Regions from separate parts of the Mus musculus genome. Here region 1 is linked to region 2. Evidence: chromatin loops called from intact Hi-C (ENCODE). Cell type or tissue: left cerebral cortex. All regions are shown on one strand. Each heading gives the region's core, and the rest is flanking DNA. Links, peaks and the distances in the headings are about the cores only.

What was found. Peaks named below come from ENCODE experiments on the same cell type or tissue, not always from the same donor. Only the 100,000 strongest peaks of a DNase experiment are listed, where the experiment ranks them.
Region 1: a loop joins it to region 2, with 14 times the contacts of the local background. A loop is called at or near these places in 23 of 42 quality-filtered maps.

Annotation. Positions count from the first base shown.
Region 1 is chr13:85,155,824-85,171,813 of GRCm38, reverse strand. No RefSeq gene overlaps it. Among named protein-coding and RNA genes, the nearest start is that of Ccnh, 26 kb to the left of the region's middle. In left cerebral cortex, for the core only: a CTCF peak has its summit at 6,842 (motif pointing right); a DNase peak (open chromatin) is centred at 6,913; H3K4me3 peaks cover 196 bases.
Region 2 is chr13:84,944,765-84,960,754 of GRCm38, reverse strand. No RefSeq gene overlaps it. Among named protein-coding and RNA genes, the nearest start is that of Gm34196, 47 kb to the right of the region's middle. In left cerebral cortex, for the core only: a CTCF peak has its summit at 9,682 (motif pointing left); DNase peaks (open chromatin) are centred at 7,375 and 9,676.

The sequences.
Region 1 (15,990 bases), core at 3,598-11,597, 210 kb before region 2:
ATTTCATGTAACAAACACTTCAGCTCATTACTTACCTGATGGAATAAACCAAATATTTATCTCAGGAAGGTCTAGAGCATTAGTAGTTCTAGCTGGATTGATTTATTGTCATTTTCCATGTTTTTGTTACTGATCTTGTAATAATTGTAATAGTACTTGCAATAGAGACTCCAAGAATCTCCTATGTACCAGGCTCACCCTTTCTTATAACCCTTGACGGAACACTATTTCTCACAGATAATTGGGATCAGTCATCTCAGCACAGTTACACCTTTGCCTGTTCGTTCAGAGACTAGAGAACTACAAACTAAATGATCAGGAGTCTTAACTTCCAGATCAGTGGACTCACTGTTGTGTCTCTTCAAGGGAGCATTCCTATCTTTGGAATCAAGGAAAGTGTAAGGCCATAGGAACAGAGAGCACAAATTTTTCTAGGTGGTCATTACAAACAGGCTGAGAAAGAAATTAGGGAAGGGACACTCTTCACAATAGTCACAAATAATATAAAATACCTTGGTGTGACTCTAACCAAGCAAGTGAAAGATCTGTATGACAAGAATTTCAAGTCTCTGAAGAAAGAAATCAAAGAAGATCTCAGAAGATGGAAAGATTTCCCATGCTCATGGATTGGCAGGATTAATATAGTCCAGATTTAATGCAATCCCCTTCAAAATTCCAACTCAATTCCTCATAGAGTTAGAAAGAGCAATTTGCAATTCATTGGAATAACAAAACAAAACAAAACAAAACAAAACAAAACAAAAAACAAAAACCCAGGATAGGGAAAACTATTCTCAAAAATAAAAAAAAACTTCTCAGGGAATCACTATCCCTGACCTCAAGCTGTATAACAAAGCAATCATGATAAAAACTGCATGGTATTAGTAGAGAGACAGGCAGGTAGATCAATGGAATAGAAGTAAAGACCCAGAAATGAACCCCCACACTTATGGTCACATGGTCTTTGACAAAGGAGATGAAACCATCTTGTGGAAAAAGGACAGCATTTTCAACAAATGGTGCTGGCTCAACTGGTAGTTATCATGTAGAAGAATGTGAATTGATCCATTCTTATCTCCTTGTACAATGCTCAAGTCTAAGTGGATCAAGGAACTCCACATAAAACCAGATATACTGAAACTAGTAGAAGAGAAAGTAGGGAACAGCTTCAAACACATGGGCACAGGGGAAATTTTCCTGAACAGAACACCAATGGCTTATGCTCTAAGATCAACAGTCAACTAATGGAATCTCATAAAACTGCAAACTTCTGTAAGGCAAAGGACACTGTCAATAGGACAAAATGGCAACCAACAGATTGGAAAAATATCTTTACCAATCCTATATCCTATAGAGGGCTAGTATGTAATATATACAAAGAACTCAAGAAGTTAGACTCCAGAAAACCAAATAACCCTACTTAAAAAGGGGGAGGGATGTGCAGAGCTAAACAAAGAATTCTAAATGGAGGAATATCGAATGGCTGAGAACTGCCTAAAAAAAAAAAAAAAAAAAATGTTCAACTGCCGCAGACCCTCTGGGTCCCTATGTCTGTGTGGAACGGGTCTCTTGTCACAGGTGGGCAAAGCTTTGGATGAGATGACAGACAGATGCACACAGGAGAGGTTGTGTAGAATCTGAATGTATTTGTCAGGTCAAGCATCAAACTTTTTATAGTACAGAGAATACAAGGGGTTGGAAGTCACATCAGGCAAGGTACTTAGAAGTTACCAGGTACAAAACAAAGGAATGACTGCAACAGGAATTACAGGAACCAGGTAAATCTTTACAATAAATATAAAGCAGTCCTGCCTAGGATCAGCTTAATGACAGGCAAGAATTTCACACTTTAGTGTTAATACCTTTGAACCTCGGGAAGGCTAAATTCTTAACTTATCTGGAGAATCTCCATTTGTCAGGAGAGTATACCAACGTGCTTTTGGTATGCAATGTAGCCTGTACTAAAGATTTCTATCTCAGTGAGATTCCCTGGCTCTTTCTGCAGACCAGTTGAGCCACTGGCTCCATCTATTGTAATGTTTAATTAGTTACTGAATAGGTTAACTTCCTTGCTGCCTTCTCACAGGATTCTAAGCTAGGCAGCTTCTGGGATCTTGGAACACTGGGGAAACTGACTATAACAGAATTAATCTTAAGAGGCATTTATAATAAAATATTAAAAGAGAGCTCGTAGATCCATACACCAGACTAACTCGGGAATAGAGTATGAGAATGAGAATGCCAAAACTCCAGGAGGAGATCTTCCTTGAAACTCTTTGCCTTGTGAGTGGCTTTTAGGCTTCACAGCCTGTCAAGCTGACTCAACCGGAGTGCCGTGGCATTCCTTAGTCATCAGAGAAATGCAAATAAAAACTACCTTGAGATTCTACTTCACACCAGTCAGAATGGCTCAGATAAAAAACTCAGGTGACAGCAGATGCTAATGAGGATGTGGAGAAAGAAGAACACTTCTGCATTGTTGGTGGAATTGCAAGCTAGTACAACAACTGTGGAAATCAGTCTGGCAGTACTACTCAGCTATTAAAAACAATTTCATGAAATTCTTAGGCAAGTGAATGGAACTAGAAAATATCATCCTGAGTGAGGTAACCCAGTCACAAAAGAACATACATGGTATGAACTTACTGATAAGTGGATATTAGCCCAAAAGCTTGAAATACCAGAGATACAATTCACAGACCACATGAAGCTGAAGAAGAAAGACCAAAGTGTGGATGCTTCAGTCATTTTTAGAAGAGGGAACAAAATACTCACGGGAGGAAATAAGGAGACAAAGTGTGGAGCAGAAACTGAAGGAAAGGCCACCCAGAGACTGTCCCCCATGGGAATCCATTCCATATACAGACACCAAACCCAGACACTATTGCAGATGCCAAGTGCTTGCTGACAGGAACCTGATATAGGTTTGTCCTGAGAGGCTCTGCCAGAGCCTGATAAATACAGAGGCGGATACTCCCAACCAACCACTGGACTGAGCATGGTTTCCCCATGGAGGAGTTAAAGAAAGGACTGAAGGAGCTGAAGGACTTTGCAACCCCATAAGAAGAACAACAATATCAACCAACCAGACCCCCCCCCCCCAAGCTCTCAGGAACTAAATCGCCAACCAAAATGTACACATGGCTCCAGCCTCCTATGTAGTAGAGGATAGTGTTGTTGGACATCAGTGGGAGGAGAGGCCCTTGGTCCTGTGAAAGCTCAACACCCCAGTGTAGGGGAATGCCAGGGTGGGCAGGCAGGAGTTGGTGGGTGGGTCAGGGAGCACCTCATAAAAGCAGGGGGAGGGAGGATGGGATAGGGGGTTTCTGGAGGGAAAACTGGGAAAGGGGATAACATTTGAAATGTAAATAAATAAAAGATCCAAGAAAAAAAAGGAAAAAAAAAAGTAATTGTGATTGTCACAGTTCGTATTTTTACTTATATTCATTGAGCCATGAGCCATTGTTAAGGAAGCCCAGAGCATGTAACACCTTCTGGAGCCTGAGGTTCAGCCCTAAAAAGTATTGCTATAAATTTAATGTTATTAATTAATCTTCAAAATACTACTCTAAGCTTTTTATCAAAACTACTGCTCTGGGATGGTGAAAAACATGGCAAGTTCTACCGCATACATCGAGTATGAAGCCCATTACCATGATTATTGTACAGGGAAGTTGGTTACAATAAAGTTTAAACAATGGATAAAGTATCATGTAAAAGTACTGAATGCAAGAAAAGCAAATCCATATCCCAGGTAATTGTAGCCCCCACTGCAAAGTCTATCTAGAACTATCCATTTTTTTTCCTCCTTCTGCCATTATCGCACACTCTTCCATCCACTCCCATCCATAATTTCTGTATGTATACCTGTATGAAGTAGAAAAGCTAGGAAATTTTTCCGTATTGCAGCTCTTTTTTTGCATGGGTCACACTTTGTACTTCATTTAGGGCTTGTAGGACCTGAGTCTAATTACAAGTCTAAAATCAAAGAAGAGATAAGTGCAATGAAGTGGGTCTTGAAACGAATCCACAGTGACAGTCATTAAAGCTGCTCAGACAGTGCAGACCTGGTAGTTTTACACTATAATATTGAGGTTGATACTGTGAGCAAAGGGAGTGAAACTTCCGTTAGCAAAGAATAAACTTTAGGGGCTCAATTTCAGCAGTTTTTTTCCTGATCTTCTCACTCCTCTTCATCCCATATTATATGATATTATTTCCTAACCAGTGCCTTCAGTTTGACATAAGTGCCCCATGAGGCAGGAAGTTGAGCTTCGGTTACAATTTAATCAGACACAAAAAGTAATTCAGCATCTTATTTTCAATAATCTCAGACTGTAGGTCTTCATCAAGACACGTGCAGTACCAGAGTTATTAGGAACCAGAGGACACCATAAGAACATGACCCACAAAATCAGCTGACTGAGACTCATAGGGGCTCACAGAGATCAGAGATCCTGTAGGTGTCTGACTTAGGACCTTTGATATGTGTTGTGACTGAATAGCTTGGTGGTCTTGTGGGCATCCTAGCAGCAGGGGTGGGTGCTGTCTCTGACTCTTTTGGCTACTTGTAGAAGTAGGGGAGGGAGGGAAAACAGCAGTCAGGATGTTATACATGAGAGATGAATGAGCGAGAGAAAGAAAGAGAGAGAGAGAGAAAGTACTCAATGTGTCATCTTTTTCTGTTGATGACTTTTCTTCAGTGTCAGTGAAACAACCAAAACTTTCACTATATAGTTTCTGTTTTGTCCTCATTTGCTTTCCATTGCTGTGATAAATACCCTGACTAAAATCAACACAGGGAGTAAAGGGTTTGTTTCATCTTATGACATATAAACATCATGAAGAAAAGTCAGGACAGGAAATCAAAGCAGGTATCTGGAGAAAGGGACAGAAACAGAGATTGTGGAGGAATGATGCTTGCTGGCTTGCTTTTTTTGATGACTTGCTCAGCCTTCTTTCATCTAGGCCCACCTTTCTAGGAGCTTAGGTAAGCCATTAGAACTTCCCACAGTAGACTAGGTTCTCCAAAATCCAGAGGACCCTTACATTTGCCCCTTACACTTGCCTACAGGCCAATGTGATAGAGACATTTTCTCAGTAGACATTCCCTCTTCTTGGATGACCCTAGTTTAACAAAGTTAAACAAAGTTAACAAAAAACAACCAACACAGCTTCCAAGAGGTGTTCTAGATTGTGTTCAGAGTTACCCAGCTCTCAAATTCTCGTAATTGGCTGGCTCACGGTATCCAACACATATACTTTATTTTTCTCTATTACCACTTCACACTGGTCCATTGTTGTGATTGAGCATGTGTTTATATAAAAAATTGATGAACATAGTTATGGATGCTGAGAAATCCTATAACCCAATCTTCTTTCTGTAACCTCCAGCCCAGGAAACAGTTCCATTGAGCACCTGAAGTGCCAGGAATCATGAGAAGCAGTCATGACAACAATTGTTTTTGAACATGAAAGAGTTAGTTGGACAGGGAGAGGAGTTATCATTTAAGTGCTCCTCCACCAGTTTCCACACTCATTTGCTTGCTGTCATCCAGCACTGCTTCCAGGCTACAGCTGTGGATACAGAGCACTTGACCTGCAAGGCCTAAAATATTTACTCTCTGACCCATTATAGAGTACAGTTAATTCAATGCTGTCCCAGGAGACTGGTTTTGAGAGTTTAGTATGTATACAAGTCACCTGGGGGATCTTGTTAAAATGCTGACTTTGATCTAGGAGGTCAGGCCCCAGGTTTATTCCCATCTTGCTCCCCAGGGAAGTCATGCTATTAGGTTGTAGACTACATTCTCTTTCTAGATTTTTCTCTCTTGTCATAGCTCCTGACCACATCGTCTTTCAAACTTATACTTATTTGAGTTTCTTTAGGTCCATTGAGCTTAAATCCCAATTACTTCTATGTCTCTCTAAATTGTTCTAGTGATGATAAGGATCATACATCTTCCAGCACAAAACTATTACAAAATAAAATAAAAATCTTTGCATTCATATATTAAGTCAGACTGTAGGGTTGATATTTAAGCTTTCTGCAAGCCTTTAGAAAGCAAACACTACACTTCAATTATGAATGGAGAAACTGCTTACTATGCAAATTGCTGGGTGACCAAAGAATTAAGAATATGATATTAATTTCTCTTCTTAATCTCATTTTCAGAATTTTCTTGAGGAGATATCAATAAACTGTAATAGGCAATCATGTATGAAAGTTTACAGACTATGAAAATGGTTTATTTTGTCACTAAGAATCATACACTCAAGCCTTTTAAGAGAAATTTTAAGTAGTTAAGCAAGATGAAGAAGAATTTTGACAGTAAAAATTAGCCAATTTATTTTGCTTTTCTTCTAATCAACAGAAATTTCTACCTGAACTATTTCAGTATATCTTGAGAATAAATGTAATGTGATTATAGGCTACTTGAAAGGCATCCTGGAGACATAAAAAGCAGTTTTAAGTGTTTGGCATTTCAAAAATCCTCATAGCAACTCTGTATCTCTACCAAAAATTATATGCAACTCCACTTCACTATCTAACACATTTAGATGAAATAAATGCAAGTAAATACTCTTTTCATAAATGTGCCCAAAGAAATGTAATAGAGAAAGTATACACACACACACACACACACACACACACACACACACATTCAGGTCTTGCAGTATTTGAGCTCTAAATATTCTAAGAGTCAACACATTTGTCCTTTAATCAACATAATAGTTTTGGGTTTTTAGTTTGTTTCTATTAGCATTCAATTATTAAAAGTAGCAGGATCAGAAAGAAAAAAAAAAAAGCAAGCAACCACCTTGATATATCACAGTTTATCCACATGGTGGAGCCATGTGGCTTAGATCCTGGAGGTTCCAGATTTATTATTCTCATCATTGTGAAACAACTAATTGTAAACCGAGCCAATCAAAGTCCTACATGTAGATTTCTCGGCTACTATGTGTTCTGCTCTCCGAAATCTCTCACTTTAGCACACTGAAATGTTGTTCTGACCCAGTCTGCTTTCAATAGTAGTAGTTCTCAGACCTGGGTTTTGCACTAAAGCCAAGTGCTTACCTGGACAGCTTTTAAACTCTGTCTACTCCTTAGCCTAAGTGAACAGGATCTTTCCACGGTGATACATGGGCAGTGATGGATTTTAAGGCTCCACAGGTAGTTCTATAATGAAATTGATGCTGCATACTTTACTATTGTAAATGTTCCAAAAAAAAAAAATCTAGTTGCATTGTATTTTTGGTAAAAGCATTCACTGGCTCCCTCACTGACTCAAAGATAAAATCAACCTCTTTCACATGATGAGCAGACCTTCTATAACATCTGACCATTTCCTTCCGACTGTCATCACCACTCTCACCTACTTCAATCTGTGCAAACTCAGCCTATAGAATTGCTTCCAGATTTCTAAACTTCAGACTTGTCTACACGTCTAAGCTTGTGCTGATATGCCCAACAATGAATAGAGTAGATAATTATTAATATTTATTGAATGGCAAAATTAAAAATATAAATCAGCTCTCTTATATTTAATGCAGGAATATCTATTTATGACAAACACATCTTAAATGTTTGCTTACCTTTCCATGGAGTGGAGTACAGCATGTAGCATCTCATCAACCAGCAAACCTTGCATAGATTTTAGGGATTCTATGTTCTGCCAACTGACTCAACTTCGAGGTAACATTTGAAACCTCCTCAGGAACCGCTGCTCCTCCTTTATCTCTTTTCTCACTCTAAATTTAAACTCTAGTACCAATGTTTGAAGCAACAAAAGCGTTGCTTGCATGTGAATTATGCTCCAGGCATTCTTTCTGAATTTGTAAGACCCTGGACAGTCATTCGGAATGTTTGCTCTGATAATAGTTCTCGTTCTAGAAATGCTGTCATGCTATCAACCTTTATCATTAAGGCTGATTTCCCCTCCCCACCAACACACATATACTGAGGGCTGGGTATCAAACAAAAGTGCTCTATCACTGAGCTTCAAACTCAACCATGTAAATAGATTTAAATGTCCTGTAAATCAGAGACAAACTAGTAGATTGAAGAAAAAACTGATATAAAATACTAATATACCTTCCTGCCAATGCAGTGATTAAAAGGCAGTAATTAATTTTTTTTTCTTGAATAACCAGATCATGTAGGTAAAAGTGCTAAGGTCCAGAATAATAATGAGGTCCAGAAAAGTCATCTTATTTCAGGGAAACAAGATATGTTACTCAGGGCTCTCTAAAGAAACATAACTTATAGAATAAGTGGAATCTTACAGGCTGTAGTCCAGGTAGTCCCAACAATGGCTGTCTCCTGGCTGACAGATCAAGAATACAGTAGTTGTTCAGTCCACAAGATTAAATGTTTCAGCTATCCCAATTTGGTACTGGAGTCTCATGGAGGTCCTAGATTGTGGGCACTTTTCAGTCAACATTGGAATTTCAAAGAAGTAGGTTCTAACAGCAGTGAAAGAATGACTTGGGAACAGAATAGATGAACTTGTCATTGAGAGTGAGGAGAAGCAGGCAAGAAGTTTTCCATGTCCTTTCAAGTGAACCAGAAGGTGTGGCCCAGATTTACAGTGATGCTTCTGACCTCAAATAATACAACCAGGAAAAAATCCCCCATAGGAGTGTGTCAAGCTGACAACAACAGCTGTTACATAAGGGAAAAGCCTTCCAGCCTTGTGGTGGTTTGAGTGAGAATAGTCCCTAGAGGCTTACATATATGAATGTTTGGTTCCTAGTGCGTAGAACACTTTGGGAAGGATTAGGATGTGTGACTTTCTTGGAGAAAGTGTGTCCACACACTGGTGTGTAAGACTTTGAGGTTTCAGAAGCCCATGCCAGGCCCAGTCTTTGGCTCTCTGTCTATAAGTTACAGATGAAATGTAACCTCTCCATTACTGCTCCAAAACCATGCCAGCCTGCCTGCTACTGTGCTCCTATCCCATGATAGTCATGGACTCACATTCTAAAGCTGTAAACAAGTCCTCAACTAAATGCTTTCTTCTTTAAGTTACCGTGATCATCGTATCTCTTTACAGCAATAGAACACTAAGACAAGCTGAAATCCATATTTGGAATATGGACAGCATTTATACACAATAATAACCAAGAGGTTTTGCTTTTCTAACGTAAATTCAAACATGCTGCTCAAAAAATTAACTTGTGTTTTTGTGATGTTGAGTAGTCTTAACACTATTCTTTAGTAAAGACAATAGATACTAGTAAATTTTATTTACTTATTCATTTTATTTTTATTGGGATAGGTACTCATGAAGCTTAAGCTGGTTTTAAACTTACTGTGTAACTGACAAAGACTTTGAACTCCTGATATTCCAGTCTAGAGCTCCTAGGTGCTGGGAATTTTATTGCTTTTAATTACTATATTAGAAAATTCATACTTGGTGATATGAATGTTTTATGGTTGAAGGTCCTTGGACATTGGGATGTGTACAGAATATATTTTGTTTATATAGAGCAAGCATATATATATATATATATATTGAAGCTTCAGAGTCATGCTTATAAAACGTAGGGGCGCCGGGTGGTGGTGGCGCACACCTTTAATCCCAGCACTTGGGAGGCAGAGGCAGGAGGATTTCTGAGTTGGAGACCAGCCTGGTCTACAAAGTGAGTGCCAGGACAGCCAGGGCTACACAGAGAAACCTGTCTCATAAAAACAAACAAACAAAAAACAAACAAACAAATAAAAAAATCACCCCAAAAACATAGCGGCTTTTAGATATATGGGTTCTGGTTTCCTATGTAGCATTCAAGTTGCATACTTGAACAACAACTTACCTTCTTTATAAAATATAAACTAAAGATGCTGATATAATCAATTCACAACTTTAAATGAAAAGGACTTTCAGTTGTTTAATATATTGCTGTTGATAGACTCTTTCTTGTCCTCCTCTTCCTCTTCCTCCTCCTCCTTCTCTTCCTCCATTACCGGTGCTTTTTCTTTCTTCTGGGATTAACATTCTGCTGTTAGTAATGGTTGCTGATCATAACACACTGTGATGTGCTATGTGTAATACAGGCTTAGGATATCAACTCTACCTACTTGTAATTTGCCAGAGTTGTTAATACTTCCAGAATATTAGAGGATGATAGGAAATTCCTAGGTCAGAGACAAAGGACTTAATTTCTCACAGCACAGCCGACAACATTGAGCCCCAGCATACTTACATGATTCTCCTTGTCAAGTCTCTGAGACAGGCCAAACAAATACGTACACATACAGTGGGCTGCTGAGAGAGTCCAGAAACCAAGAGCTCAATGTCTTATTACAGAAACTGCTTGACATCAGTGTTTATATTTTAAAATCTGGCATATAGAGCAAAATCATACAGGACATGGAAGATATTTCCAAGAGTGTCCAGGCATTGGCTCTTCTTATTCAAATCCAGGAATTATTTCTTTAAATTCTTTTTTATTAAATGCATCATGTCTGACGAATTTCTCATCTGCCATTGAAATAAGAAGGCACATTGAAATAAGTAAGCCAACACTATTACTTACAATACCTCTCCTATCCTGTTTCTTATACTTCTCAAATTCATGACCTCTTCTTAATTACTTATTAATTCTTTATATACATATAATTGTTCACACACGCACACACACACACACACACATATATACACACACACATATACAAATATATATGTGTATATGTATCAACTCACCAACTTACCAAGTCGATTTGGTGTTGCTCTTGAGAAGTAAGACCTTGTGATAGAGTTCCCCACCTGTGTTGACATATCAATTGGTATTGCCATTATACAGGTCTTATTTGGGCAACCATTCTGTTGAGATTTCATAGGTGCTGTTTCCTGTGATGTCTAGAAGATATTATCAGACAGCGGGTATCCTGATCCTCTGACTCTCACAGTCTTTCTGCCCCCTCTTCTGTGATGCTGACTGAGGCTTAGAGGTAGGGTTGCAAAAGTTCTACCAGGAGAGGTGGGACACCTCATGATCATGTTTTCCCTCTGTATTTTAAGCCACAGGGTCTTACCTCTACATGAAGTGCTACAGGAAATAATGGGTGCTTAGAATCTGTTTTCTCCAGGGTTGAGCCCCCTGATAGGTTTTCCTATCCCAAGTAGTCATCCCTAAAGACATGTACATATGAGCAACATAAAATGGAGTTGGTAAGTTGATATATATATATACAAAATGCAATTATATTTATATACATACATACATACATATATAATTAATTAATTAATAATTAAGAAGAGGCCATGAGTTTGAGAAGTGTGGGTTTCTGTAATTATCTCCATCTCCTGTAAAAGAAGCTGCTAATGAGGGATGGCAGCTGCACTTTATCTGTAAGCACAGGGGTATTGTAACTATAGTTAGAAGTGATATTGGTTTGGAAAAAGACTAGTAGGTTTTTCTCTAGGGTCTGTGACCTCTCTACATTCTTTGTTAGTTGGCTAGGTTTATAGTCTGAGGCAAGAATTTATTTTATGCTGAAAAATAAGAATTTAAAAAATAGAATTTATTTTGTTAGGTAGGGCTTAAGTCCAATCAGACAACTGTGAGTTGTCCTTAAGATAAAAGTGCTACTGTTGTATAAATGACGGTATCTTGCCAGGCCAGCATGGGTGTGGCTTACATGCTATACAAATGGGTAGGACCAATGGTCACTTTTCTCGATTGGTAATTTGCATTATCACCCTCAGATACTATAACCACTAGTTTTCAAGAAGGAGGCTGTATTCTTCTCCAGTTCAACTTGATTCTTCCAAATCCTAGGTCCAAAGTGTGTGGTACTTTCAGCAATAGGGTCTTTCCTCTGGGAAGCAACCAATAGCAAGGGTATGACAGAGGATTTGTTGTTTTTGTTGTTATTTTTGTTTTGGGGTTTTGTTTTGTTTTGTTTTGTTAACTTGACTACATCTAGAAATAGCTAAAACCCCAAAATAGAGTGCCCAACCTGTTGAAGTGCTCAAGGGAATATAACTTTAGTATTCAGTTGTGAATATTAAATACATCTATTAAACATGATATATGAGGAATTTTTGCTTACTTTGGAGTAGGAAGATTCACTCCTACTATGGATCTTTGAGGTAGGAAGACATGACTTTAATCCAGATCCTTTGAATTGAAAGTTGACATGTGATTCAACTCAATAGACAGTGTTCCACTTTCAGTCCTGTTTAAAAAGATGCAATTCTTGTGTTTTCTAGTTTTGAATACATGATACAGATAATCTCCAGTTGCTAGTTAAAATAGTGTTTGTAGTCTATAAGAAAAAGTTTCCTACATTTTTTTAATTCTGTTAAACTATTAGACCAATGTGTGTTTTATATAGTATGCTGTGATGGTGGTTTTTTTTTTTTTTCCTCATCATAAAAAGCTTAGGGAAATTTAATGTAGACCATACAAATATGCTGCCATAGAAGTTGAGGAAAGTAAGGTGAATGACTGAAGGTTGTCTTGGGTTATGTGCTTGGTGTCAAAACCATGAACAGAACCAGGCTCAATGGATTCCTCATCTGATCCTTTTATGCTTTTGGTAACCACCCTCTGCTTTCCCTAAGCACACCTGTCATGACAAAGACCGTATTTATTCTGAATATCTTCCCATATTCACATGTCAGAAAAGATAACATGCCATTTTTCTTTCTTTCTTGATGCCTCTACTGCTTCAAGGGAATATAACTTTAGTATTCAATTGTGAATATTAAATACATCTATTAAACATGATATATGACAAAAAAACCTATATCCTGCATTCAAATTTATACTGTTATTCAACATCCTGAAGTGTATGTCAATGCAGAGAATACAATGGATCACCTTCTAAGTACCTGTGTCTCACAATTCTTAGGGCTGCAGTCAGAAAGCTCCTGCAGCATGTCAAACTTGATACCCCCATGCCCCTTCCTTAATCTTGAGCAAAGAACAAAAGGACTACCGCCCTTGTATGGTAACTGATGCACAGACATCTGTCCCAGTTTCAAAAGAACTGATGCCGTCACAATCTGCCCCCAGGGTTCCAGTAGGCATTCCTGACATTCTGCACGAGATTCCCATAAAGTGAGAGGTTCATTATGATCTTTCAGGTGTGCAGGCGGACTTTATAAAGCTAGGGGAACAGCACAGAACAGTGAATTCTGGAGTTTGACAAAATTAAGCGGATTCTTACTTTGGCAGTCACTAAGTGCACTGTGTTAGCAAACCTGTTGCTTATATCTTTTTGTACCCACACTGACTTTTGTTCTTCAGAAAAACTGCAACTTCATCTTTTTCTTGAAATATCTTAAAGCCTTGGTTTCTCTTGGATACATATTGTAAAAATGTACACGGCTCTAACAAAAATTTTGTGATTATTTAAATTCATCTATAGAGGACTGATGGAGAATCTAGGGGGAAAAGTGAGGTTCTCATACTATTTGTTAATTCTTCTTCTCTTTCCTTTTCTAATTATAAAAGACCAAATTAGAAAATGTTTTACATTATATAATGTAGACGAAGGATGACGATTAAAAGGAAGGCATAGCATACATTAGAAAAGATAAGACCTTGAGCTTGTGAGACGAGTCAGTGGGGGAAAGTGCTGTCCAGTGCAAAGGCAATGATCTGAGTTCAGTTCCGGGAACCCTCATAAATATGGAAGGGGAAAACTGATATTACAGAGTTGTCCTGTGACTATCACATGCATGCTGTGGTGGACTCCCATATGTAAACACTTAGGACATACACAGAAACAATGAAACTTAAATAGAAAGCAAAACCCAAACCCACAAACAAACTAAAAGCAAGGCATTGTGTGTGTTTAAATTGTTATTTATGCATTTTAGACTCATTCATGGAAATGGTGATACCCATAAAATTCCTCTGCATATGGTGTGTTTGATAAAGTGTCGTAGGCCCAATATGGTCATAGCCTTTACTGTGGCATCAAAACTGTTAAAAAACAGTTAAAAATTGGCATTAAATAAGTTAAGAAAATTTAAAGAAATGTAGAGTGAATTTCCAATGTGTCGGTTACAAATGAATTCTATAGTGTTAAGGAAAAGCACCCCAGAGTTTCTATAGACCCTAAAATGCCTCCTGGGAAATGGTTTATTTCTCCCTTTTTTTTTTTTTTTTTGCCTTTTTGTTTTGTTTTACTTTTGAAACTATAATATATAAGCAAAAGATATGTTTTTTTTAAATCCCAGACAAAGCATTGTGAAATAAAAGTATCACCCCCAATCCCATTGAGTTTACTTTCTGTTGACCATCTACTACTGGACATGTGATTTGTATACCCAATGAGACTCCATTGAAGAAAACTAATTTTCTTTTACAAGCAGTTACCAATTGGCGATAGTTTTTGAGTTGGAGGTAAGGGTTTGTCCTTATATCTACTCTTTTTAGAGGGACCAGATCTACCACATACCTATGTAGGTCCCATGCATGTTGCCACAGTCTCCGTGAGTTCCTATGAGCCTCAATCCTCTTGTGACCAGAAGGGCTCCATTCCTTGGTGTCTTACATCCTACTGGCTTTTACAACGTTTCTACCTCCTCTTCTACAAAGTTCCCTGAGCTCTGAGGGGAGGGGCTTTATGGAGACATGGCATTTAAGACTGATTGTTTCAAGGTCTCTCACTCTCTTCACCTTGCCCAGCCATGGTCTCAATATTTGTTCCCATCTACTGCAGGAGGGAAATTCTCTAATGAAGAATGAGCAAGATACCAATGTATGCATATAACAGAATGTTGCAAGGAGGTTATCTTATTTGTACCTTCCTTTAGTGGGACAATAGTAGTATTTGATTTTCCGCTAACACGAGAGGGCTGCTAGACTGGGTCTAGGGCAACAAAGACGGAATATAGATTTTAGTAAGTAATAACTAGGGAATATCGGAGGGAGTGGGATTAGCCACATTGAGGTTAGGAAATGGCCCAACCATTAAGTTATTTTAGGCATATCAAAATATAAAGGCTGGGTGTGTGTGTTTGGGCATCTGTGTGTTTATCTGGGAGCTCAGAACATTGGAGCAGGTCACAAGGAATTTGCAGTGCACCCTGGATCAATTTGAGTGTTTAATTGGGTACTATTACACAAATCTACTCTCTTTCTGTCTCGAATTGGAAATGAATAGGCTACTAAGAGGTAAAAACAAAATATAACAAAATAAAATAAAGTAAGATAAAGAGAAAACATCATATCAAAGTTGGACAAGGTAAATCATCAAGAGGAAAGAATCCCAAGATCAGGCAAAAGAGTCAGAGACCCTCTCATTCACACACTCCAGAGGCCCATAAAAATACTAAATTAAGAGCTATGATATATATGTGGAAGACCTAGTGCAGACTTGTGTCAGTCTTGTACTTGATGCTTCAGTCTCTGTGAATTCATATGAGATGTGCTAGGTTGATTTATTTCATTCCCTGTGGCTCTTACACTCTGCCTCCTCTTCTATGGGGTTCCCTGAGCTCTGAGATAAATTTGATGGTGACATCACATTTATAGATATGAATTCCAAGGTCTCTCTCTCTCTCTCCCTCACTCTCCCCCCTTTCCCCCTCTCATTCTCTCCCTCTCTCCCTGACCCCTCTTCCCTCTCCCCTCTCTCTTTCTCTCTCTGTACGTTTGTATAGTCTGGCTGTGGGTCTCTATATTTGTTCCCATCTGATGTAGAAGGAATGTTTGTTTGTTTTGTTTTGTTTGTTTTTTGTTTTTGTAGGGTTTTTTTGCTTGTTTGTTTTTTGTGTGGGGTTTTTTTTTGTTTGTTTGTTTTGTTTTGTTTTGTTTGTTTTGTTTTTTTGAGACAGGGTTTCTCTGTATAGCCCTGGCTGTCCTGGATCTCACTTTGTAGACCAGACTGACCTCGAACTCAGAAATCCTCCTGCCTCTGCCTCCTGAGTGCTGGGATTAAAGGTGTGTGCCACCAGGCCCGGCTGAGGAATGTTCTTTATATTTGTTCCCATCTTCCCATCTGCTGTAGGTAAAAGGTTCTCT
Region 2 (15,990 bases), core at 5,468-13,467:
TTAGTGTTCAATGATATCCACATTTTAAATTTAGATTTTCTCTCTTTGGGTCCTGTTTTTGATTAAAAAACATTGAAATAAAAATTGATATAATTGTACATTGAGGATTTTTTATTTCAATTCTTGCCTTTATTTCATAAGAATTGTGAGGTGACTAAGCAGATAAATGACTTTGATATCAAGTCTGGTGATCTGAGTCAATCTCTGGGATCCACATGGTAGAAAGAGAGGACTAGCTTCTACAAGTTGTCCTCTGATCTAAACACACACATTGTGGCATGAGTGCACACATATGTATATATGTGCATACATACATAAATGGGGTAAAAACACCTAAAATTGCATTTGATATTGTATTATATTTCATTGAATGTTTTCCCAATATATTATACAATATATTCTGACTGAAATTTCCTCTCCCTCTACGCCTTCCAGTTCCCCTTCCTCCAACTCCTCCAGATCCACTACTCCTCTGTTTCTTCAGAAAAGAATAGCTCTCCCAGGGATATTAGCTGAACACAGTATAAGAAGAGGCAATAGGTCTAGTCAAACTCTCCTAACAGGCCTGGGTGAGGCAAGCCAGTAAGAGGAAAATGGTCCCAGGAGAAGTTGAAAGAGTCAGAGATACCCTCTCTCCCACAGTTGAGAGTGCCACAAAACACAGCCATAACGTCTCTGAGCAGGTATGAGCCCTGTTTAGTTGATTCTTGGGCTATGATCTCCTGGCATCCTCAACCCCTTTGCTCCTACAATTCCTCCTCCCTTTCTTCATTTGTGATCTTCTCCAAGCTCCAAGATGAGAGACCTGATAGAGATTTCCACTTAGGGCTTTCTGTCTGCTTGATGTTTGGCTATGGATTTCTGCATGCAACTATCAGCTGCCCAAGGAGCCCTTGGATAACGGTTAGACTAGGCACTGATCATGAGTATAGCAGACTATCATTAGGAATCATTTTATTGATTTTTTTAAAATCCTAGGTCTGTGGGCTATATAGATTCTGGTTCCTGGTCATCCTTGCAGTGTCAGGAATGAGATGTCTTTTCTTGCATGAGCCTCAATTGACCCCTCACACAAGTTCTGTGCATTTATTGACCCAGTACATCTTGCAGGAAGGATATATTACAGGCTGAAGGTTTCATTGCTGGGTTTGTGTCCCAGTCATATCACTAGAAGTTGCCTGGCTACAGAAGATGTCCTGTTCAGGCTCCAAATCTTTCATTCCTAGGAGTCCTCTCTCGAACTCTATTGCACTGCATTTCCCCATTGTCCCCCCAAATGCCCTCCAATTTCAGTTGTTTCTTCCCATACATTTTCCTCACAACCCCTGTGTCTAATCTCTCCTACTCCTATTCCCATTTGTCCCAACTTAACCTGAAAAGTCTTTTCTATTTTCTCTTTCCAGGGAGATCCATGCTTTCCCTTATAGTTCCCCTCTTTACCTATCTTTTCTTGCTCTTTGGATTGTAGCATGATCATCATTTACTTAACAGCTAATATCCATTTATGAGGGAGTACATATGATATATGTCTTTCTGGGTCTAGATTATCTCACTCACGATGCAAATTTCATGGTATCAGTTTTTAAACATCTGAGTAATAGTACATTGTGTAAATATACCGGTTAAGGCACATCCCAGTGGTTTCCAGTTTCTTGCAATTATGAATAAAGCTTCTCTGAACACAGCTCATCAAGTGTCTTCATTTTGGGTATATGCCCAAGAGTGATACAGCTGGGTCTTGAAGTAGATTGACAGACAGTTTTCTGAGGAACCACCATATTGATTTCTATAGTGGTTGTACACGTTTGCACTCCCACCATCAAAGCAGGGGTGTTTCCTCTATCCTATCATATTATTTGGGTTTATTGTTATTCATATTACTATAGATTTGGTTTCCATGTTCATTCAATTTCTGTATATAACTCTAAGTCCATTAAAAGAAAGTGAAACAATTATAGGACATTAGCTTTTAAATCATGTAACATAGTTTCTGAGGTAACTAAAAGTAGGGAAATTATTGTAGCTGATGTTTATTGAATAAAATTTAAACGCAGTAGCTTTGTAATATTTTTAAAATACTCATAGCCACATTTAAATACAGAAATAGCTATAGATGAAAAAAATATTCTTTTTCCTATATGGTCATTGTTTATATCAAGCAAGTTATTAATGAATGTTGTAGTTTGTTGATAATACAATGACATTATTCCTTTAACATAATTCTATCTGATGCAACTGAAAGTTTGTTAATTTTCTTACTCAAATGATCAAAGATCAGAAGAATTATCCTAACATGTGTACATATACACAAAATTTACAAGTCTTAACACTGTCATATTGAACATATATGCAACAACTATGCTTGAGATTTAGGCTTAATATGCTTAGGGCTACAAGTCTTACTCTCTTTTGATAATGATTTTATCCTGTTTCATGTTTGTAATATTGATAACAAATGCCTTTTTATTGTCATAAATAAAAATTTCAAGGTAAATCTAATTTGTGATTAATGTATCTTCTAGTAAAGCCAAGTTATATGTTGAAGATGGATAGTACTGAGGCCTATAATTCTTTGTAAACTGTAGACAATTGCATAACATCTGAGTCCCTCAAGAAGTTCGTGCACAGAAAAGTTTTTTTTTCTTTTTTTTCCATTTTTATTAGGTATTTAGCTCTTTTACATTTCCAATGCTATACCAAAAGTCCCCCATACCCACCCACCCCCACTCCCCTACCCACCCACTCCACCTTTTGGCCCTGGCGTTCCCCTGTACTGGGGCATATAAAGTTTGCGTGTCCAATGGGCCTCTCTTTCCAGTGATGGCCGACTAGGCCATCTTTTGATACATATGCAGCTAGAGTCAAGAGCTCCGGGGTACTGGTTAGTTCATAATGTTGTTCCACCTATAGGGTTGCAGATCCCTTTAGCTCCTTGGGTACTTTCTCTAGCTCCTCCATTGGGAGCCCTGTGATCCATCCATTAGCTGACTGTGAGCATCCACTTCTGTGTTTGCTAGGCCCCAGCATAGTCTCACAAGAGACAGCTACATCTGGATCCTTTCGATATAATCTTGCTAGTATATGCAATGGTGTCAGCGTTTGGATGCTGATTATGGGGTGGATCCCTGGATATGGCAGTCTCTACATGGTCCATCCTTTCATCTCAGCTCCAAACTTTGTCTTTGTAACTCCTTCCATGGGTGTTTTGTTCCCAATTCTAAGGAGGGGCATAGTGTCCACACTTCAGTCTTCATTCTTCTTGAGTTTCATGTGTTTAGCAAATTGTATCTTATATCTTGGGTATCCTAGGTTTGGGGCTAATATCCACTTATCAGTGAGTACATATTGTGTGAGTTCCTTTGTGAATGTGTTACCTCACTCAGGATGATGCCCTCCAGGTCCATCCATTTGGCTAGGAATTTCATAAATTCATTCTTTTTAATAGCTGAGTAGTACTCCATTGTGTAGATGTACCACATTTTCTGTATCCATTCCTCTGTTGAGGGGCATCTGGGTTCTTTCCAGCTTCTGGCTATTATAAATAAGGCTGCTATGAACATAGTGGAGCATGTGTCCTTCTTACCAGTTGGGGCATCTTCTGGATATATGCCCAGGAGAGGTATTGCTGGATCCTCCGGTAGTACTATGTCCAATTTTCTGAGGAACCCCCAGACTGATTTCCAGAGTGGTTGTACAAGCCTGCAATCCCACCAACAATGGAGGAGTGTTCCTCTTTCTCCACATCCACGCCAGCATCTGCTGTCACCTGAATTTTTGATCTTAGCCATTCTGACTGGTGTGAGGTGGAATCTCAGGGTTGTTTTGATTTGCATTTCCCTGATGATTAAGGATGTTGAACATTTTTTCAGGTGCTTCTCCACCATTCGGTATTCCTCAGGTGAGAATTCTTTGTTCAGTTCTGAGCCCCATTTTTTAATGGGGTTATTTGATTTTCCACAGAAAAGTTTTTAAACTCCGGAAAACCTTTTATCATTTTATCTAAGTCTGATTCAATCCAAATGATACTGTGTGTTCTTCACTTGATTTGCTTCAACTTTTCTCAGGTCCCATATAATTTAAATCCTATCTGATGTTTATGATGGTAATGAATATATAAACTGTCTGGAAGCATGGATGTTTTGTATTCATTTAAAAATGGACATTGTATAATAGTTAAACACCAAATAATGTGTTACTTGTTCTGAAATATTTATTAAAATATATTGATCATCTCATTAATCAAAGTATTTATTTCTTCATGTAAAACTCATTTTTATTTTTAAATAGAAAAGATAAGGATAAAGAGGGGCAAGCATATAGACAAGTGTTAACATGAAATGTTCAAGTCAACTGAGTTTTTAACTAACAAGTAACTGAAAAGTTCTATAGGTAATCTCCTATATACTATTAAAAATATATTTCTGTCAGTCAGTACATTTGTTTTTGAAAAATCAGAAAATGTCAATCAGAAAATGTCACATTAACACTAATGTATAAAACAACATTACCATATAAACTTTCAAAACTGGCAATTTTGTTGGGACAGCTTTGGCCTTGAGGTAATTACATGCAATAGCATAATAGTTACCCCAAACCCCAGTGCATCCTTGAGTGTTCCTTTTGAAGAGAAGCCAGAGTCTATTTTTAGGTGATGGTGTTATGGATCTCCATATCAGTTCAATCAACACAAAGCTCCTGTTCTACCAATCCATAATTTATTGTGTAGTTTAGAAAAATGCAGTGGATCATAATTTAAAGAACAAAATTTATTTCTTTTATCTCTTAATTGGACTATTTTGTTCTTTTTATATAATTTAAGATAATATGTTTTTTGTGGAGTAGGTTTGGCTGATAATAGTCGACTAATCGGCATCATCTTCCACAGTGCAGAGCCTAGCAGACAGTAGACTACTTGACATAGCTCGACAGTGATGAGCTATGGAGAATGAGAAGAGACATTTAGATATTTAACAGCATGTATCTATTCAGCAATGCCCTGGAAGACTAGCCTATTGAAAATAAACAGTTACTTTGCTGAGCAATGTCACAAATCACATGAAAGTTTTCAGTAGGATGGTAGGTATAGAAGATAAGGAACTGTAAAATACTAAGTGCTTGATAGACTTACAAACCATAAGTAGGTTAGCATAGCATAGTGCAGTACAGTGTAGTACAGTACAGTGAAGTATAACTTTCAGCCACAATTTCCCTGCCTAAATTCACCTTAGTTGGAATGCAAATTATTTTTGCAGCTGGTAAACAAAGCACATTGTGGGTCTTTGTGGAGGAACCATCCTTATACTGCAGCCAGATTCATTTTTCAGTAGAAATTCATAGATTATATTTTAGCATTCATGCTTTCTGTCTGCCTCTCAGTTTCTTTCATCGATGCTGCATGCAATAATGAACACGGTGATAGATGGTAGACGAGGACAAATGTTGATCGCACCATTTCATATCTTAAGGTCTTCCTATTTTAGCTATCTTTTCTAGAAAGGACAGACTATAGTAACCATAGACCACTTGAGCACTAGGGACTGCTACTTTGAGATCTGAGTTTGTTCCTTTAGTTTTCCTAAGGTAATCCATTTCCATATCCTCATATATCTCCTTGGAAACCTTGGCATATTTGTGATCTTCAGTCTCAAAAACCCAAGGGAAAGAATTCTAATTCTAATCGAACTGAGAGAGCTCATCTTCTTATATAGAAAGAAGAGTGGATTGCAACACAATATGAACAAACCTGTGAAGAAAGAAAGGCTGGGAGCTGTAAGGACAGCCTCTGGGGGCTCTTTGCAAACTCAGTGATCTTAATTACTGATGGAAGCAGCAACAAATACTTCAAAGGGGAGTTATTTTTTCAGTTAAAAAAAAACTTAATTTTTCCCCCTCTGTCCTTACTTTATCTTCCCTCCCCTGCTTTGTTAGTGATAAAGAACAGTTCCCACTATCAAATTGTAAAGTGTATCTTAAAAGGAATCTATTCATTGCAGATTTTTTTTTTTTAGTTTTTTAGGGTTTTTTATTTTAAGAACAGACAATTCCTAGACCATAAAACTGCATTTTAAAACTTAAGTTATATGGGAAATAGCCTATAGATAATAAAGAATTCTCACTTATGAAGATGGCTCTATTTTTCCATTGAAGAAATTTCAGTTTTGAAAAAAAATGTTTCCAAGTGATATGCAGCTGTTTTCCACCAATGTGAATTCATGTTGTAGCCAGACACATCCATGCACAGCTGACTTCTGCAACTTAAAACAGGTGTGCCACACAAACGTCATGTCACTTTCCAAACTTGTGTTTTCTGTTTCTCACAGGCTCTTTGAAGTGCCATTACTGACTTTTGGATACCACTATAGAAGTGTAATAGTACCGATTTCAGGACATACTTTTTTTTTTCTTAATAGGCCAGATCTATTTTAATGTGTGGTGTGTATTATGTGTACATATATGTACATGCCTCAGCAAGCATGTGAAACTCTTAGTATCCAGCACTTTTGCTTTTCGCTTTTCTTTCTTTGTATTTATTATTTTTACAGCTATCACTTGTTATCACTCAACTTACAGATTATTAAAGTTCTGCATTGTCATTTTGCTGTGCACTGATTCAAATGACAACACTGTTAAAACTAAACAAGCTTTTGAATTGTCCTGATATTTGATAGAAACCCACAGCCAGGTATTCTTCTGCACTTACATTGTGATCCAGAAAACAGGTGGCTGTGTATGTACAGAACCACACCTGGTCAAGCACACAGACAGCTCCAGCCCTGGGCTACACAGGTTTATTACTCCTTTGGATTGGCAGGGTAAATCATTTACACATGATCATGAAGTGCACTGAGTGCACTGTTCTCCCACTTACTGTGTGTTCACTGTAAGATGAAAGTAATGACTGTTTATCTGGAGAAGAAAAATCTATATTTATTTTATTATTAGGTGCTTGACTGATGATCACCAGGCAAAAAACACGTCTTTTAAAAGTTTAATTTTTCAGTTTTTCTAGCCTTTTACTTCTCTTTTGCTTCTAGATAATTTAAATTTTCAAAGGCTAGTAAAACAGCAAGAACACCTAGTAGGTATGAGTCTAATAACTACTGTGACAAGTGAATAGCAACAGTGAGAAACTCTGGTCCTTAAAGCTGACCCTCTGTTCAGCCTGCATATCACCCAGAACAGCTAAATATTTCCATGCAAAAATGTAGTTGTTACATCTTTCTTCCTTTCCCCCCCCATAATTATGTAACAGATTTTCAGCTGTATTTAGACTTTTAAAAAAACTATATTTTAGATGGTAGGTGCTTTAATCTGCCAAATATTGAAGTATGGGTGGATATTTCTCTCCCTTTTGCTCTGTGCCACCAAATGCCTGAGGCATCTGTTGACGAACAGTGGGAAGGATATCTAGAAGAGACAAGTCTATGTGCATCGATGCCAGATGGAAGTCAGTCTTTGTAAATGGTTCACAGGCTATTGCTGTGTGTACACACACAAGTGTTTTATTTAGGGAAAATGCTCCTGTGTATGTATAATTACAAACTTTCAAATTGATTGTTGATATTTTAATATTTATGTCATTTGGATCAAGCAACTAATATACATATTTAATATAGTATAGCATAGTATAGCATCTTATTTTGACAAAAAGATGTTATAATCAGAACTAAACACACTGTAGATGATGACATGAGAGTAAGGATTTTAGACACATATGTGTGTATAAATATGTGTGTGTGTGACTTTCAGTTTTAATTCTTATCATTTATTGATACCAAGCTGTCAACTTGGCTTATTTCCTTCTTGTCCACTTGTATCACTATTGCCCTTATATATTCCACTGTGTCTTTAACAGAATGGAAAACAATAGCTTTGCTCTTAAAGCTCATATAGTCTAGATGTGGGGTTTTACACTGGGTTCCCAGCATGTGGAAGACAAATAGGAGAGTCAGAACATCAAAGGCATCCTTGGGTACATAGTAAATTTGACACAAGCTTGGCTACATGAGATCCTGCCTCAAAGAACCAAAATATAATTTTTAAATGACCTTAAAATCAAAATTACATAAGAAGTGAAACAAGAGTCTGAAATGTAAGATACTTGCTGCTTATTAGAAGAAAAATTGATAGAAAAGTGGAAGGCAAATAAACTCTTTTTCCCCAAGTTTCTTTGTCATGGTGTTTCACCTCACCAATAAAAACCCTAAGACACTAGAACATGTAGAAGGTGGCCAAAAGAGCATTAGATAACGAGAGAGGGGGAATGCAGACAGAAAGACACATGTTGTGAAAGATGTCCTAAAGCTAATTGGCTATTTTTCTGGTTTCAACTCTGTTGTCCCCCCCCCCCTTTTTTTGGTTTGTTTTGTTGTTTTTTTTTTTTTTTTTTTTGTGATGCGTGAGTACATACATATGTAGTTGATAGTGAAAGCATAGAACCTACAAGAGCTCCTTGGCGTTAGAGGGCTATGCTAACTATAATTCACTGCAACACATAGAATTTGGGACTGGATAAGTTTACAGAGGAGCTAGAGAGAGTAACCAAGGAACTGAGGGGATCTGCAACCCTATGGGTGGAACGACAATATGAACTAACCAGTACCCCCTGGAGCTCGTGTCTCTAGCTGCATATGTATCAGAAGATGGCCTAGTAGGCCATCAGTGGAAAGAGAGGCCCATTGGCCAAGCAGACTTTATATGCCTCAGTGCAGGGGAACGCCAGGGCCGGGAAGTGGGAGTGAGTGGGTGGGGGAGTGGGTGGCGAGGGTGTGGGGGACTTTTGGGATAGCACTGGAGATGTGAATGAAGAAAGTACCTAATTAAAAAAAATATTAAAAAAAATAAAAAAGAACACAGACAACCAGTGTACTTTCCACTCAAAATATTTTGACCTTGAAAAAAAATAGGCTTTATTGTTTAGACTCAAGGTTCTAATACTTTGAACAATTTTGTGCTAATACATTTTATGTATAATTTTCACTGTTGCTGTCTTCAGACACACCAGAAGAGGACATCTGATCCTATTACAGATGGTTGTGAACCACCATGTGGTTGCTGGGAGTTGAACTCAGGACCTCTGGAAGAGCCATGTCTCCAGCCCCATACATTTTAAAATTTAGAGCAAACAAACCATTTTCTGGGACAGCTTAGGTACCAAGTAAGACTCTGTGTCAAGGGAGCAAAATAAGCCTCTTATAGAAATAAATTGGAGCTTTTGATAAGTCAAAATTCCACTTGTTAAAAAATTTTTTGGCAAGTTCTTGTTATCAATAACCCACTAAATCTGACTAGTGCTGCTGAATGGGTCCATGGGTCTGTGGGTACCCGTGGGGGCGTGAGTAACCTGCCAGTAGCCATATTCCAAAGAATGAAAAATGACAAGACAGCATGAAGTCGGGAGGGTGATGGAATGGAGGCACTACAGGTAGTTAGTTGATCACAGGAGGTAGTGATGGATGGATATTGCAATACAACTTTTAAGGAAAAAAAATATAAAAGTACCTTGTAACAACAAAAAGGGAATTTCTAGTTAATGACACTGTATATAATGACTTGAATATCCAATAATAAAAGCTGTACGAAATTATGGAGATAAACAAATTATTAATGGGACCTGCCTAGTTCAGCCATTACAAGTACTTACCTATCTTACAAAGAAGCATGATACAGTCCACAGCACCCCCTTCTGGTTGCAATAAGTACCTGTAACTCCAGCTCCAAGCAATGTTACTTCCTCTCTGACCTTCAGGGACAAAGATGTGCATAGGTGCCTTCTAACATGCACACACATGAAAATGAAAAGTGAACCCTAGAACCTATTGCTTAAAAGAAATTAAATATAAACAATTAGATGAGCAAAAATTCTAGAAAAATTGCCATAACGACTGTGGTTCTTTCTGCTCTTGTGGATCGCTGGCCAATAATGCCAACAAATGGGGGAGGTGGAGTTCAGAAGCCCCGTGAATGAATGACCACACTGAGATTGGCTATAAGGACGCAGACCAACTTTACATAGTATCGTGGAAATGACTTTTGTTTTAATGTCAGGAAATTTTGGTTTGCAATACTGGAAATAGTCTTGTCTGCATTCCAGTAGGAATGTGTCTGCAACACACCAGGCTTGCTGCTGGCAAGATCCCTCTGAGCATTCTTTAAAGGGGAGAATCACTGACTTCAGTTTAGTATCCTCTAACGACCGTAGAGGGCCTCTCCAACTCTCCCCTTCTTAACGCAGGCTGGCTTTAATGTCAGGACATGTATTTTGAATCTATGCAAGAGGTTCCTTCCTGCTGTGCTTAATTTCTGAGTCCAGTGCTGTCACACACAAAAAAAGATGCAATGTGACACACAGTGCAAAGAGCATATATGGTTTTCATCAGCACAAGACCTCGTGTAAATTGTCTTGCTTTTCCTAGTCAGGCAGACGAGCTCCACATCTCTAAATGGTTTTATGTTATGCTGCGAATAGAAAATAAAGTTACTTTTTAAATTGACTAACATTTTGCACATAGGGCTGAACGTATCCAGGTGAAACAGAAAAAAATTCCGGTATTTAATTCTAGTTTGTGCTAAAAGGAATATTTATTAAACTGATAATGTTAATGGCCTCGTGATATTTCTATTTTGATTCCTATTTTAAACTACCTTGATGATTATAATCATAATCTAAAGGGAAATGTCAAATCTTTAAAAAGTTTCTAATAATTTACATAAATAAAAATGATAACATTCCACACATCTAAAATACTAATTTGTTCTGGGGACAAGATAAATATCAGGGTTTCCTTTCATTGATTATGAAGCCATCAGAACTGTGATATAACCTACCTCTATGACAAATAAATAAGTTGAAGAAGAGATTATTAAGTGAATAAGCCTTGGGTAATGATGATTAAATTGGGGATGTGACCTGCCTTGTAAAACAGGCCATTAAGGGATGAAACAAAGTTTTAAGTAGTTAAGAATCTTCCAGACAAAAGCTTTCATTTCCTAGTTGCAATAGTCAAATATCTGACTTAGCTCTGATTATTTTTTTTGTTACCAAGGGGAAAATGCTTTTTTTTTTTAAATATCATGATTTGCATGTGTAACATCATAGTTTGGGATACAGAAAATAAATTATGATCTGAATGCTTCAAAGCTTGTATTTTGTTCTTGTTTTTTGTTTTGTTGTTGTTGGGTTTTTTGTTTGTTTATTTGTTTGTAATCGCATCTTTCTTTCTTGCCATGATTCTTCCCTCTCTACCTTTGTATTCACAATTCCAGAAAATGAGGGAGAGGATCAAGAGCCTCCTTCCTGCTACTGCAGCCGGATAAGGGAGAAGAGAAAGCTCAGGGTTTCCTTTGTTGAACAGTGATTCAGGAAGCAGAGAAGGAGTATGGACCAGGTAAGAGTTAGAGGATGCCCACCAGGCCTCTCTGACTCACATGGAGATGTCTTCTGGTGGAGAACCACCATCAAAGCGCAGAACCTGGCAGTTGGTATGATCCCTCAGGACTCACAGTACCTGTTGAGTTACTGCACCCTGGGATTTCCCAGGCCAGCTGCATGGCATGGTTCACTGGTAAACCAAGTGCGTATCCACCTGATGGAAAATAACAGCATTCCCAGGTTATTTAACAAGCAGCTAATTTTAAGGAGGGGCTCTGTTTCAAATCTCAAGACATTCTTCCCAACCATATGATTCTCTTTCTCTTGCAATAGCATTCCTATTTGTTCCCCATCTCTTTAGAAAATATTCCTCAATATTCAACCCAGAGAATAAACAGCATTATTGTCCAGGACAAAAGGTTACCTTTTTTGCCTATACCACTAATTTTGCTACATTGACATTCTGATTTCAGTGGATCAGTAGAGAGTCATGGTGAATGAAATCAAGCATGTGATCTTACATTTATCTGACACGGTGATGGGTTCAGACCCATAACTTCTCTAGCACACTTAATATCGAGCTGCCTTGATTCTGTTTTTTCTTTCAGGTTTCACTCTTCCTACCTATTTTAGGGCACCACCTGCAATTAAAAGCCTTCCCCTTTAAGTCTACTTTTCTAATCTATCCTGTAGATGGAGATCCATTTGGTCCTTTCATCTTTAAAATCTACATTAGTCTCTCTATAAGTCCAGGATATCTCATATGGCCCACCAATCTGGTGGTTTGAAATAGCATACACTAAAATTTCTATGTGCATCACTTGCTTATCTTTCCCTCCTAATCCATGGCCCCTTGTTCTTAGCAGCTGTTTAACCATTCCATCAGTAGGGAGTTGAGATGAGCTCTTCTTGTGTCTTCCTTGTTCATTTCAGATTCATTGACTATTCAAATATGCATACCATCCCCTGCGAGAAGTGACCCCCATTTTCTCCCTTCCTTACTTCCCACCATGTTCTTTTTTTTTTTTTTTTTCTGGGAAATGTTATTTTCTTTTTTTTCCCCATTTTTTATTAGGTATTTAGCTCTTTTACATTTCCAATGCTATACCAAAAGTCCCCCATACCCACCCACCCCCACTCCCCTACCCACCCACTCCCCCTTTTTGGCCCTGGCATTCCCCTGTACTGGGGCATATAAAGTTTGCATGTCCAATGGGCCTCTCTTTCCAGTGATGGCTGACTAGGCCATCTTTTGATACATATGCAGCTAGAGTCAAGAGCTCCAGGGTACTGGTTAGTTCATATTGTTGTTCCACCTATAGGGTTGCAGATCCCTTTAGCTCCTTGGGTACTTTCTCTAGCTCCTCCATTGGGAGCCCTGTGATCCATCCATTAGCTGACTGTGAGCATCCACTTCTGTGTTTGCTAGGCCCCGGCATAGTCTCACAAGAGACAGCTACATCTGGGTCCTTTTGATAAAATCTTGCTAGTGTATGCAATGGTGTCAACGTTTGGATGCTGATTATGGGGTGGATCCCTGGATATGGCAGTCTCTACATGGTCCATCCTTTCATCTCAGCTCCAAACTTTGTCTCTGTAACTCCTTCCAAGGGTGTTTTGTTCCCAATTCTAAGGAGGGACATAGTGTCCACACTTCAGTCTTCATTCTTCTTGAGTTTCATGTGTTTAGGAAATTGTATCTTATATCTTGGGTATCCTAGGTTTTGGGCTAATATCCACTTATCAGTGAGTACATATTGTGTGAGTTCCTTTGTGAATGTGTTACCTCACTCAGGATGATGCCCTCCATGTCCATTCATTTGGCTAGGAATTTCATAAATTCATTCTTTTTAATAGCTGAGTAGTACTCCATTGTGTAGATGTACCACATTTTCTGTATTCATTCCTTTGTTGAGGGGCATCTGGGTTCTTTCCAGCTTCTGGCTATTATAAATAAGGCTGCTATGAACATAGTGGAGCATGTGTCCTTCTTACCAGTTGGGGCATCTTCTGGATATATGCCCAGGAGAGGTATTGCTGGATCCTCCGGTAGTACTATGTCCAGTTTTCTGAGGAACCGCCAGACTGATTTCCAGAGTGGTTGTACAAGCCTGCACTCCCACCAACAATGGAGGAGTGTTCCTCTTTCTCCACATCCACGCCAGCATCTGCTGTCACCTGAATTTTTGATCTTAGCCATTCTGACTGGTGTGAGGTGGAATCTCAGGGTTGTTTTGATTTGCATTTCCCTGATGATTAAGGATGTTGAACATTTTTTCAGGTGCTTCTCTGCCATTCGGTATTCCTCAGGTGAGAATTCTTTGTTCAGCTCTGAGCCCCATTTTTTAATGGGGTTATTTGATTTTCTGAAGTCCACCTTCTTGAGTTCTTTATATATGTTGGATATTAGTCCCCTATCTGATTTAGGATAGGTAAAGATCCTTTCCCAATCTGTTGGTGGTCTTTTTGTCTTATTGACGGTGTCTCTTGCCTTGCAGAAGCTTTGCAATTTTATGAGGTCCCATGTGTTGATTCTCGATCTTACAGCACAAGCCATTGCTGTTCTATTCAGGAATTTTTCCCCCTCTACCCATATCTTCGAGGCTTTCCCCTACTTTCTCCTCTATAAGTTTCAGTGTCTCTGGTTTTATGTGGAGTTCCTTAATCCACTTAGACTTGACTTTAGTACAAGAAGATAGGAATGGATCAATTCGCATTCTTCTACATGATAACCGCCAGTTGTGCCAGCACCATTTGTTGAAAATGCTGTCTTTTTTCCACTGGATGGTTTTATCTCCCTTGTCGAAGATCAAGTGACCATAGGTGTGTGGGTTCATTTCTGGGTCTTCAATTCTATTCCATTGGTCTACCTGTCTGTCTCTATACCAGTACCATGCAGTTTTTATCACAATCACCATGTTCTTTTGGATTACGCTCCTGCTCAAGCCCCCTGAATCACTTTTGATATTCCCTGTCATGATGCCACACCTATAGTTACAGTGACAAATGCTCTGAGGTGACTGTTCTAGTAAGTTAAGTAGGCTCCCATAGGTTGTTTGTCCTTTTTTTAAAACACTGGGATATTTATCTTTATTGAACTACTTACAGTTTCTCTTTTAATCCTAAAAAGTTTGAGTTTCATCATCTAGTCCTTGTTCTCAAAGCTGGATTTCAATTACTATTTGCTGTGTTTGGTGGGAGAGTATTTCCCACAAGATCACTGACAAAGTATATAGGCTAATCATTTCAAGGTATTTCATCTTTTGAAAATAACTTAATGCCGGGTGTGGTGGCGCATGCCTTTAATCCCAGCACCCGGGAGGCAGAGGCAGGCGGATTTCTGAGTTCAAGGCCAGCCTGGTCTATAAAGTGAGTTCCAGGACAGCCAGGGCTATACAGAGAAAACCTGTCTCGAAAAACCAAAACAAAACAAAAAAAAAAAAAAAAGGGGAAAGAAAATAACTAACTTAATTTTATATTCACAATGAATGCGGTTTTCCTTGTAGATTTACGGTTTGAAAATTGCTAGTATTCAGAATGCTGAAGGAATCATCCAATTTTTTTCTTTCCCTTCCTTCCTTCCTTCCTTCCTTCCTTCCTTCCTTCCTTCCTTCCTTCCTTCCTTCCTTTCTTTCTCTTTTCTTTTCTTGAGGAAAGAGTTTATTTCATCTTATATCTTACAGTACATTATGAATGGTGCTCAGGACAGGAAATCAAACATGAACTTGGAGTCAGGCACTGAAGCAGAGATTATGAAGGAATAGAATCACTATCTTGTGCACACTGGGTTCTTATTTCAGCTGTTCAGGGATGACACTTGCAATAGAAAATCACCAGTCAAAAATATACTCAATGATCTTTTCCTGCTAGACAATCTGATGAAGACATTTTCTCAACTAAAGTTTCCTTTTTCAGTTTTTAAAGTTTCTTTTTTCAGTCCTGTTGGACTATATTTGATAAAAAAGAAAGAATAAAGGAAAGAAAGGAAGAAAGGAAGGAAGGAAGGAAGGAAGGAAGGAAGGGAGGGAGGGAGGGAGGGAGGGAGGGAGGGAGGGGAGAGAGAGAGAGAGAGAGAGAGAGAGAGAGAGAGAGAGAGAGAGAGAGAGAGAGAGAAAGGAAGGAAGGAAGGAAGGAAGGAAGGAAGGAAGGAAGGAAGGAAGGAAGGAAGGAAGGAAGGACAGGCTTTCACAAAGAACTAGCTCCTAGTTTTGTTGATTCTTTGCATAGTTCTTTTTGTTTCTACTTGGTTATTTCAGCACTGAGTTTGATTATTATCTGCCATCTACCCCTCTTGGGTGTATTTGCTTCTCTTTGTTCTAGAGCTTTCAGGTGTGCTGTTAAGTTGCTAGTGTATGCTCTCACGAGTTTCTTTTTGGAGACACTCAGAGCTATGAGTTTTCCTCTTAGCACTGCTTTCATTATATTCCATAAGTCTGGGTATGTTGTGCCCTCATTTTCATTAAATTCTAAAGAGTCTTTAATCTCATTATTTCTTCCTTGATCAAGTTATCATTAAGTGGGGTGTTGTTCAGCTTCCATGTGTATGTGGGCTTTCTGTAGTTTTTGTTGTTATTGAAGACCAGCCTTGGTCTGTGGTGATCTGATAGGATGCGTGGGAT